2 separate regions of the Homo sapiens genome follow, and region 1 is linked to region 2. A link is an interaction called in ENCODE POLR2A ChIA-PET data of the cell type or tissue named here. Cell type or tissue: endothelial cell of umbilical vein. All regions are shown on one strand. Links, peaks and the distances in the headings refer to the core of each region. The heading gives the core; the rest is flanking DNA. Region 1 overlaps ZBTB7B (zinc finger and BTB domain containing 7B). Region 2 holds the start of DPM3 (dolichyl-phosphate mannosyltransferase subunit 3, regulatory).

Region 1 (5,364 bases), core at 261-5,260, 130 kb after region 2:
CAGACAGGGCACTCCTGAGGCATCTGGGAGCGGCGTTTGCGCACCAGCTTGTCTTGGCTGTCCAGGCCTGGTGCCAGGTTGTCCTGGTGCAGGGAGCTTAGGTAGGCCATCAGGTCAGGATCGATGGCATCCTCATCTGAGCCCAGCTCCTCTGGGGACAGCGGGGGCCCGCCACCCTGCGCCAGCCCATAGGCTGGGGGATATACCAGCTCCTCTTCTTCTTCCTCACCCTCATAGGGTTCGTAGCTCTGGGGACCCTCAGGAGGGGAGGCAGTTCCTGTGGGAGGGCTGTAGCTGTCCCCCGGCCCACTGCCCCCACTGCTGCCCACTCTGCCCGCCACCTCCTCCTCCTCATAGGTCAAGGGATGGGCGGGCACTGTGGGCACCTCAGGGACTAGGTGGTTTGCTCTGGCCCCCTTGGTTTGCAGGAAAGCTTTCCGGGGCTTGCGGCTGCGGCGGGCAACAGGCCGAGGTGGCGGTGGCGGAGGTGGTGGGAGGGGCACCTGTGGAGGACTGTCTTCACCATTGGGAACTCCAGAGGCCGTGGCTGTGGCAAAGGCCTCCAGATACTGGCGGGCTCGCTCACAGTCATCCTCGTCCGGGCTGGGAGCTTCTAGCCCACTGCCCTGCAGAATCTCCATGCAAGCAGCGATGACACACGGGATCTCCAGCAGGCGGGCAGCCTGGAGCACAGCTGGCATGTTGGCGCTGCTGGTGGTCAGTGTGGCTGTATAGGCAAATTCAAGGAGGGCGCCTAGTGCCTCTGGCCCTACAAAGTCCAGCTCACACACACCGGCCCCTGCTCCCCCAGTGGCCGTCCCGCTACCCCCGGCCCCCATGACAGCTCCGCCACCGCCCTCAGTGAAAAGCTTCTTGAAGTAGTGGCTACAGGCAGCTAGCACAGCCCTGTGGGTGCGGTATTCAAGGCCCTGCGTCCGGATGGTGAGGTCACATAGGTGGCCCAGCTGGCGCTGCTCATTGAGGCAGCTCAGGAGCTCACTGCTGTGGTCCGGGAATGGAATCCCAATCAGGTCATCCTCGGGGCTCCCCATCTTCTCCTGCAGAGTCAAGTAGAGGGGAGATTAAGAGCGCTCAGCCCACAGGGGTCTGGGGAAAGAGGACCAACTTTAGCCAATACTTATTGAGGGATGACTGCATGCCAGTCACCCTTCTGAGTACTTTACACTCATTTCATCTTCCAGAACCCTCTGAAGTATGATCATCATCTGTTTCACAGACAAGGAAACTGAGGTTCAGACAGGTGAAGTGATTTTCCAAGTTAAGTGCAGAACAGTGTTCAAACTCAGGGAGTGGGCCCGGTCCTTGTTCCTAACCACTATACTATTCTACTCTGCCTCTGTGGCAGCAGGAGCCCTGCCTTTCTGGCCCTTTCATGGAGGTCCATCTATGTCACCTGCCCCATTCCCCATCTCTTTGGAAGGAGCAGTGGACTGGGAGATAGGATGCCTGGGTCCCGGTTCAGGCTTCATAAAGAATTGGCTGAAGGACCGGGGGTGGTACTGGCAGCTGGCCTCAGTCATTTGAAAAGTGAGGTAACAGTCTTTGTAATGAACCTCCTCATAACCTGGGGAGAGGCCAATGAGAGAGTTCAGACTCACACTGGACCAAGATCTGCTGGAGGCCAGGCACAGACAGGTGCTTTAACTCAAGTTATCGCTCTCCAAAGCGGTTAGGACACTGTAAAACATATGCAAACAAGAGAAGGCAGCTTCCAAGCATCATCCTCTTCCTCCTCTTGCCCCTCCCCTGGCTACCAAAAGTTCATCTCCCCTTCTAGATCCCCCACTTCTCCAGGCCAAACGGGAAACACAGCTCCCAGCATCCCTCCCCCCACATCCTCCCCTCCCCCATGGGGCCAAGGAGCAGCCACCCTTTGCTGGGGTGTCACTGGCTGGCGCGGGTGCTTCCTGCCCCGCACAGATAAGCATCGCCCCCGCCCCCTCCCCCACTGCCAATAGGCCAAGTTCCAGTCCCACCCCCCACCTCCCCCTCAGCTACTGCCACCCCTCCCTCCCTATTCCAGGAGAGCCCCGTCTCCAGAAGGCCTTGGTCCTGCTCTCTATCCTTTACCCTCCAAGGCCCAGCCACAGGAGGTGGGTGCAGAGCAGCCAGGAGGTGGGTGCAGAGCACCAAGGCTGGCAGAGGTGTCGGCAGGGGTTGGGGCCTGGAAGGGGGTGAGACCTGCTTTAAATCCTGGCTCTGCTACTGTCTTGCTGAATGACCTTGGGAAAGTCATTTCTCTCTGTGCTTCCATTTCCTCAGCTGTGCAAGGAGGGGGTGGAAGTAGTGGCCCCAATGGCTCAGACCTTCAGCCCTGACATTTTGTGGGTCTGGAGCAACTGGAGACAGTGCTGGGGCTTGGAAAGAACTGGGCTCTGGAGTCAGCCAGGCTTGAGTTTGAATCCTGTCTCTGCCACCAGTTAGCTCCATGACCTTAAACAAGTGATTTAATCTCTGAGCCGCCTTCCTCATCTGTAACATAGGATAATTCCACCTGACTCCTAGGGTTGTGGTGAGGGTTAAATGAGACCAAATATGGCACAATGCCTGATATGCAGTAGGGATTCGATAAATGTTCTGGCCTTGGCCTAGCCTGGGGTCAGATTCCACTATACAGATGGCCTCTGTTAAGAAAACTACTTGGGGACAGGTCTGCCTCCCTCCCTCAAATCACCCTGAGGGAACCAAGCTACTACTAGCTACATGACTTTGGACAAGTCACTTCCTTTCCTGAGGAAGCCTGTTCCTCATATGTAATATTAAAGACTGGCCCAGATGATCCCTAAGGCAAGTCCCACTGACATTTTGTCAGTGTCCCCTCTGCCACTCCAGCAGCTGTTCAGACCTGGCCATTGATGGGGAAAGGTTTTTTTTTTTTTTGGGTGGGGGGGTGAATGGGGGAGTCAAGCCACAAATTTCCTCTTTAGGACACAAGAAGTGCATTCTCTGTGTCTGCCTCCCTGCCTGCCCTCTTCATTGCAAGGCCAGGGCTCCTGCACAGAAACCTTGGGTGAGCAGCACCCGCATGTCCTTCTTTGCTTGTAAGCCACCTCTAGGCACCCTTAGATAGCTCACCTGTTCCCACCGTAAGTCCGCAAACCACTTCTCTCCCTAGGAACCAAGCCATCTGGGAGCTCTCCCTGCTCCCTTTAATCCTCCTGCCTGTACTTTACAAATGGTACAAGTGGCAAATGGCCCCCAGACTTGGGAACAAACAAAAACCAGGTGGGCAGCAGCAGCAGCAGGAGGAGCAGCAGCAACAGTGGCTGCAGCTACTTAAGCAGCAGTAGGCACCCTCCTGGGCCCAAGTGGATCCTGTCCCTCCTAAGGGGGATGGGTGGGGCTGTCCTCGCTGTCCATTGGCTGGGAGCTGGGCACTGGCAGGCACGTGGCTCACCCCATCCCTCTCCCTCCTTCCCTGCCCACCCCACCCATTCCCGCTGCTAAACCCGCCTCCTTTCTCCCACCCCAGGGCCGGTCTCCGTGGCAACTTGGTGTGGTGGGGGCGCTGATTGGCTGACCTCACTGTCAGGTCACAGGCTCAGGCTCGTTCACCACGCAACTCACACAGGGATTGGGCAAGGGTGGGTGTTTAACTCCTTAGGCCCAAATCCAATGCCCATGGCCAAGAGGTAGCAATGAAAGAGGGGGAGAGGCAGAGGACATGTGTGGGAAGGAGAGGGTGTTCATAAGCTTCTCTAGCTTCTGGGAAACTCCCCTAACCCTTACCCAGGGCTCTAACACCCATGCCAATATAGGTGCCACCTGGAGCTATGGTGGTGCCAACCAGGCCAAGGGGCCCTCCTAGACCCATCATCTGGGAGGGATGGGTGGGGCAAAGGCCTCCCCCTTCTTTCTGCCAGGGCAGGGCACTGGTGCCAGGGTGCCCACCCTACCTTGGGCACCTTTCCCACCTCTGCATCCCAGAGGGCCCAGTCCCCTGACGCCCCATGAAGGCGGCCCATCCCCACCCAATCTGGCATGCCCCCTCTTGCTAAGACCTTGTGGGCATGGGTGTGTGTGGTGGTTGGGGGTGCAGCTGTGCCAGGGAACCGGGCAAGGTCTGTTTGGTCTGTTTGCCTGGTAGGGGGAAGAACTGGGGGCCCCACCCCATCACTCCCCTCTTTCCCGCCACCCCCCCAGGCTCCCCTCACTGTCAGGCCTGCTAGACCGGCCAAGCCGGTGGGCAGCTCTCTTGAAACTGGGCCCTGAGTCAAGCCTGCCCTGTCCTTGGTTGGGGGAAGACTTCAGGGTGAGAAAGTTGGGAGGGGGTAAAGGTGGGAGTGCCTATCACCTACCCTTCAGTGCTCAAGGGCACCTGGCAGGGTATGTCCAGCACCAAGAAACCAAAAGGTGGAGGCCACTGGCCTGGTCTTGGAAAGAAAAGGGAGATGGGAACTCTTTCCGGGTGCTGACCTCAGGCAGGGTCCAGTGCAGGGCTGGGGGCCACGAAGGCCAACACTGCTGGCTTGAGCCAGCCGAAGGGCAGGGATAGCAGGCCCTGAACAGGGCAGCTGAGTAAAGCTGACCCCCCTTTCCCCCACCCTGGGGATTAGGGGAGTGAGGCTTAGTGTGGGGGGCAGCAGGCGGAACCAGGATTAGCAGCAGAGAAAATAGATATGGGCCTGGGACACAGGCACGCAGAGCCCCCCCTCCCCAGGTTCCAAGGCCCCTACCTCTAGGCTCTGCCAGGGAGCCTGAGAGGGGCCTGGCCAGGCTTCTCCAGGAGCAGCAGCTTGGGGTGAGGGAGGATGAGGACCAGGCTGTAACATCTTCCTGCCAGGGATGATGGAGAGACCTGAGGCTCTTCCCAACGCTCCTGGTGCCTTGGCTGGCCACCCCTCCCCCTTACTTCTGTCTCCTTTCTCCCTCCACCCCCCCACCCCAACTCCAGCCTCAGGTTCTCTTCCTGTTTTTTTGGAGCTAAGTTTGCACGAAGCCATGGCTTTGGCCTGCGTCTGGACCAGGGGGGTGGGGAAATTGGACAGCCAGTCCAAAGTCCTAAGGGACCCAGGAATCCTTGTTCTCCAGCTTCCCCCACCGCTTCCCAGGGCCTCTGGGGCCCAGGAGCTGCAGCCATCTGGATTGCCCAGTTGGGGAGGGAAGGTAAAGGGGCTGAGCCTCTTCTCACATGAGGACTAGAAGGGCTTCAAAGAAGAGGTTCTCTGCCCAGGGATGCTCTGACATTTATGGAGCCCTTCTCTCCCCACCCCAGCCCCTCCAAGCTTGTGCATGCCTTCCCCATCCCCCATATGACGCTTCCCCCTCCTAACCTCACCACCCCCAGCACTCACACTTCCTGGGGGCCGAGGCGGGGAAGAGAGACCGCAAGCCACGAAGGGG
Region 2 (5,336 bases), core at 337-5,336:
GGCATTTTCAAGTGAAAACCGGGAAACCTGCTCAACAAATTCTGAAAGCTGTAACTTCGGTGGGCGCCGTGGCTTACGACTGCAATAGCAGCACTTTGTGGGGGCTGAGATGAATTGCTTGAGCCCAGGATTTTGAGACCAGCCTGGGCAACATAGGGAGACCCCGTCTACACACACACACACACACACACACACACACACACACACACACACACTAGATGGGCGTGGTGGTGGTGGCCCACTTCTGTAGTCCCTGCTACTCCAGAGTCTGAGGTGGGAGGATAGCTTGAGTCCAGGAGGTCGAGGCTGCAGTAAGCCATGTTTGCACCGCTGCTCTCCACCCTGGGCAACAGAGCAAGACCTTGTCTGAAAAAAAGAAAAAGAATAGAAAAAAAAAGAGCTGTAACTCTACAAGGCTTTTAATGAAAAATAACCATCCCCTGCTCCTCTTCTTTAACCCTTACATATACAACCTACATATACAACTACGCTCCAGTTTCTAGGCTGCTTCTTCTGGTACTTATCTGTACATTTCTTCAAGCAACACTCCCACCTAGGCCTCCCAAAGTTCTGGGATCACAGCTCCACTGTCCCCAGCTCCAATTTTTAGTTAAATCAATACTTAGTGTTTACATCGTTACGGCTGTGAAAATTTTCTTCACAGCTGAGCCATTTGTGTTTGTGCTAAGACTGTGAATCTGTAAAAACTGCTTTTGTTAATTAACATCCAGGACATACGGCTGAGAAACTTCATTTTCTAAAATCATAGTCACAAACTTTGCTATTTGAAATCAGTCAGTGCGAATGGAACATCCTACTCTTGCCAGAAGTTCTGAGCCACGTGGATTACTTTGGCCTCCCAAAGTGTTGGGATTACAGGCACGAGCCACTGTGCCCAGCCTAGATAGTGGGTTTTTGGACACTATATTCTATATTTATCTTGACTTTGTAATTTCCAAGTGGTCCCTCAGCTTGGACTTCTTGATCCCTTCACTTAAAGTTATGCTTACCTCGAACCGATCAAAACACTGTTTCATTTAAATTTTAGCTAGCCTATAGTATCAGCCACTTGGGAGGCTGAGGCAGGAGGATCACTTGAGCCCAGAAGTTTGAGCTTCGCCTGGGCAACATACCGAGACTTCAACTCTAAATAAATAAGTAAATAAATTTTAAAATATAAATTTTAAAGTCAAGCCTTTCCCATATCCTGTTGTATTAGTTCATTTTCACATTACTGATAAAGACATACCCGAAACTGCAAACAAAAAGAGGTTTAATTGGACTTACAGTTCCACATTGCTGGGGAGGCCTCAGAATCATGGCGGGAGACAAAGGCACTTCTTACATGGCGGTGGCAAGAGAAAAATGAGGAAGAAGCAAAAGCAGAAACCCCTGATGAACTCATCAGATCTTGTGAGACTTATTCACTATCATGAAAATAGCACGGGAAAGTCTGGCCCCCGTGATTCAATTACCTCCCCTTAGGTCCCTCGCACGTGGGAATTCTGGGAGATACACATCAACTTGAAATTTGGGTGGGGACACAGCCAAACCATATCATCTGAATGACCATATTTCTTCCTTTTTAATGAGTTGCCCCACAGTTCTTCTAGTGTGTGATCTCTCTGTTGTGGCAAGTTAATAAACCTAACTGTCAAACTACAGATGTGGTCTTTATAAGACAGGCTTATCAATTGTCTTTCCTTTCTTATATAACTCTTTGTTTCCTCTGAAGTTGATAATTGCCTAACCTTTTCTCTTACTTTGTTCTCTCTCTCTCTTTCTCTCTATACATAATAAATTCATCCCCAAAACTGTTCTAAAGAATTATACTCTTTCTTTCAATGCCTTCACCACTTCAGGTAATTCTTCTGGTCTTTCTTTTCTTTTCTTTTTTTTTGAAACCCAGACTCCTGGAGCCCTTCTTCCTCTGGCTCCAAGTTATATTGGTTGTTGTCCTTGTAAAAATATGACTACCTCTGTTCTAACAATAATCTCAAGCCTTCATGGTTAGTTGTCAATGCAACTGCTTCACTGACTCCTGCTTTCCCCCTCCACCTGAAAGGGGTCGAGTCTCTTGACATCTCTGTATCTCCAAAGTCTATCATGGTAATCAAGAAATGTTCTGGCCGGGCGCTGTGGCTCATGCCTGTAATCCTAGCACTTTGGAAGGCTGAGGTGGGCCAGTCACTTGAGGTCAGGAGTTTGAGACCAGCCTGGCCAACATAGTGAAATCCCCGTTCTCTGCTAAAAATAAAAAAATTAGCCCGGCGTGGTGGCGCGCGCCTGTAATCCCAGCTGCTCGGGAGACAGAGGTTGCAGTGAGCTGAGATCGAGCCACTGTACTCCAGCATGGGCAACAGAGCGAGACTTTGTCTCAAAAAAAAAAAAAAAAAAAAAAAAAAAAAAAAGGAGTTCTGTCCCGCCTAGGCACTATAGAGAGACCCTGTCAAGAATGGAAAGAAAGAAATCTTCGAATGAATGAACTAGTGAATGAAGGAATGGATTTCAGCGCTGGAGAATTGAGTTTAAGGGGAATGGTATTATATTCCCATCTTGTTGCAACATTTAAGGATGTCCTCAAGCCCCACGCCAGCCTGGAGCGTAGCCCAAGGTGGGAAAGCAGCGCCGAGGCCTCTCCAGACCCGGCCTGCTCCCCGTTTGCGGAGCACAGCCCACTGTACCCCCGCCTAGATTGAGGCGCTGGCCAGGAGTACACCAGGCGCCGCCATGTGAACTACAACTCCCAGAAGGCCGCGCGGAAGCGGAACGTGAACCAGGGAGGACTTCCGGACGCCAACATCCGGGCCGCGCGGGGAAGGGGAGACGTGGGGTAGAGGTAAGTGTAGGTTGAAGGCTGAATGGGGAGGGCGAGAGATGGGGAGTGGGTCTCAAATATAGAGGGGGTAGCAAGGTGGAAGGGGCCCTTCCACCTTTTGTGGGCACTCAAGTTCGGACCTCTGGGATCGGCGATTCCCCTCTGGCCAGGGCTGGTTTTAATGCTCTCCGTGGGCGGGCTTCGGTTGAGTTTGGTCCGCTTTTCCTTTCTGCTCCTCAGGGGAGCATTGCTTCCTTCTCTCGCAGTGACCATGACGAAATTAGCGCAGTGGCTTTGGGGACTAGCGATCCTGGGCTCCACCTGGGTGGCCCTGACCACGGGAGCCTTGGGCCTGGAGCTGCCCTTGTCCTGCCAGGAAGTCCTGTGGCCACTGCCCGCCTACTTGCTGGTGTCCGCCGGCTGCTATGCCCTGGGCACTGTGGGCTATCGTGTGGCCACTTTTCATGACTGCGAGGACGCCGCACGCGAGCTGCAGAGCCAGATACAGGAGGCCCGAGCCGACTTAGCCCGCAGGGGGCTGCGCTTCTGACAGCCTAACCCCATTCCTGTGCGGACAGCCCTTCCTCCCATTTCCCATTAAAGAGCCAGTTTATTTTCTAACTTCGTTTAGTTTGAGTATGGAAAACGGGTATTGGGGATTCTATGTACTAACGGTCGAGAAGTGAATGTGAAAGAACCACCTTCTTGAGGCCATCTCAGCCTTTATCTTTGCATCTTGCTGGTGTTCCCATTTTTGCTCCCAAGGAGGCAAAGACCCCTTCTCAATATTTCTCAGGATGGAAATGACATTTCACTTTCCTGGTCCTTTCAACCCTGTAGGAAGTACTTCTTTTTTTTTTTTTTTGAGACGGAGCCTTGCTCTGTCGTCCAGGCTGGAGTGCAGTGGCGTGATCTCGGCTCACTGCAAGCTCCGCCTCCCGGGTTCACGCCATTCTCCTGCCTCAGCCTCCTGAGTAGCTGGGACTACAGGCGCCTGCCACCACGCCTGGCTAATTTTTTGTATTTTTAGTAGAGTCGGGGTTTCACCGTGTTGGCCAGGATGGTCTGATCTCCTGACCTCGTAATCCGCCCGCCTCGGCCTCCCAAAGTGCTGGGATTACAGGTGTGAGTCACCGCGCCCGGCGTACTACTTCTTTTTTTTTTTTTTTTTGAGACAGGGTCTCACTCTGTTGCCCAGGCTGGAGTGCAGTGGTGCAATCATGGCTCACTGCAGCCTCACCCTCCCAGGCTCAAACAGTTCTCCCACCTCAGCCTCCAGAGTAGCTGGGACTACAGGCATATGCCACCACGCCACCAGGCTAATGTTTAATTTTTTGTAGTGACAGGGTCTCGCTGTGTTGCTCAGGCTGTTCTCAAACTCCTGGGCTCAAGTGATCCTCCTGCCTGGGCCTCCCAAAGTGCTGTGATTACAGACATAAGCCACCTTACCCGGCCAGAAGTACTTTCTTGAAGCCTAAGTTCCATTCTTCATAACATCCAAGTTTTGTTATTTTTAAGGCCTTCCTGGGTCTTTCCAACCTTTTGGTTCTTTGAGATACCTTTTCTGAGCCTACCCTACCAACCTGAGAATAACTGTGGATCTATCCTTCACCAAACCAGGCAGGTTTAGAATTATGAGTAGAGAATGAACCATCGTGGGCAGGGGTGGGGAACACTTTATTTTAAGGCATATTCATATCAGCATATAAGGCATATTCATATCACAATGGCACGATCTCAGCTCACTGCAACCTCCACCTCCTGGGTTCAAGCAATTCTCCTGCCTCAGCCTCCCAAGTATCTGGGATTACAGGCATGTGCCATCATGCCTGGCTAATTTTGTATTTTTAGTAGAGATGGGGTTTCACCATGTTAGTCAGGTTGGTCTTGAACTCCTGACCTCAGGCGATCCGCCCACCTTGGCCTCCCAAAGTGCTGGGATTACAGGCGTGAGCCACCGCGCCCGGCCTTTTAAGGCATATTCTAAAGATTGCACCCCAACCTCCAAAATTAAAAAAAAAAATCTCTAAAAAATAAAAAGTGATTTCATCTCCTAGGCCCCAATCAATCATCTAAGTAAAGCTTTTTCTTTGGTCCTTTTATCCTCAAAGTCATCTCTTGTTCCCACAACCCACTGCACCTGGGAAGCTGGACAGCAGGCCCAGCTGAAACAAGGAGGTCTCTTTGGTTCAGGTTGGCACTAAGGTGCCCAGTGGTCAGATGAGCAGCCTCAGGTTTGCAGGAGCCAGTAGTTCCTGTCTTGCTCCTGGGGGTACTTCCAGAAAAGCCAGAAGCGGATAAAGCTGGTGACGATTCCTGGAAAGTTGGACACCTGAAATCACAAGAACTGCTATGAGGAGAGGAGCCAGTTTTCCATCTTGCACCCCTGTCACCCCATCCCAGTTGTGCTTACCATGATATAGGGATCTCTGAGTCGAAACCCATAGAGGCACCAGGAGGCAGAGGTGAGAAGGGTAGCAATGGTGAGTGGGTAGGAGAGACATTGGGTTGATTTAGT

Evidence for each region. Peaks named below come from ENCODE experiments on the same cell type or tissue, not always from the same donor. Only the 100,000 strongest peaks of a DNase experiment are listed, where the experiment ranks them.
Region 1: POLR2A ChIA-PET joins it to region 2 with 5 read pairs; 7 of 35 experiments call an interaction of 5 or more read pairs at or near these places.

The regions. Positions count from the first base shown.
Region 1 is chr1:155,010,349-155,015,712 of GRCh38, reverse strand. It overlaps ZBTB7B (zinc finger and BTB domain containing 7B), which reads right to left. Exons shown (of 3, transcript NM_001256455.2): 2 at 1-1,058. The coding sequence starts at 1,052. Among named protein-coding and RNA genes, the nearest start is that of ZBTB7B, 10 kb to the right of the region's middle. RefSeq lists enhancers at 2,811-3,558, 5,058-5,364. In endothelial cell of umbilical vein, for the core only: no CTCF peak of the experiment used is centred there; no DNase peak of the experiment used is centred there.
Region 2 is chr1:155,137,994-155,143,329 of GRCh38, reverse strand. SLC50A1 (solute carrier family 50 member 1) reads right to left here. Exons shown (of 6, transcript NM_018845.4): 5 at 5,232-5,336; 6 at 4,477-5,150. The coding sequence ends at 5,049. It overlaps DPM3 (dolichyl-phosphate mannosyltransferase subunit 3, regulatory), which reads left to right and starts at 2,799. Exons shown (of 2, transcript NM_153741.2): 1 at 2,799-2,839; 2 at 3,085-3,439. The coding sequence starts at 3,090. The coding sequence ends at 3,368. RefSeq lists enhancers at 2,500-2,559, 2,730-2,859. In endothelial cell of umbilical vein, for the core only: no CTCF peak of the experiment used is centred there; DNase peaks (open chromatin) are centred at 2,799 and 3,309; H3K4me3 peaks cover 1,178 bases; H3K27ac peaks cover 926 bases; H3K27me3 peaks cover 258 bases.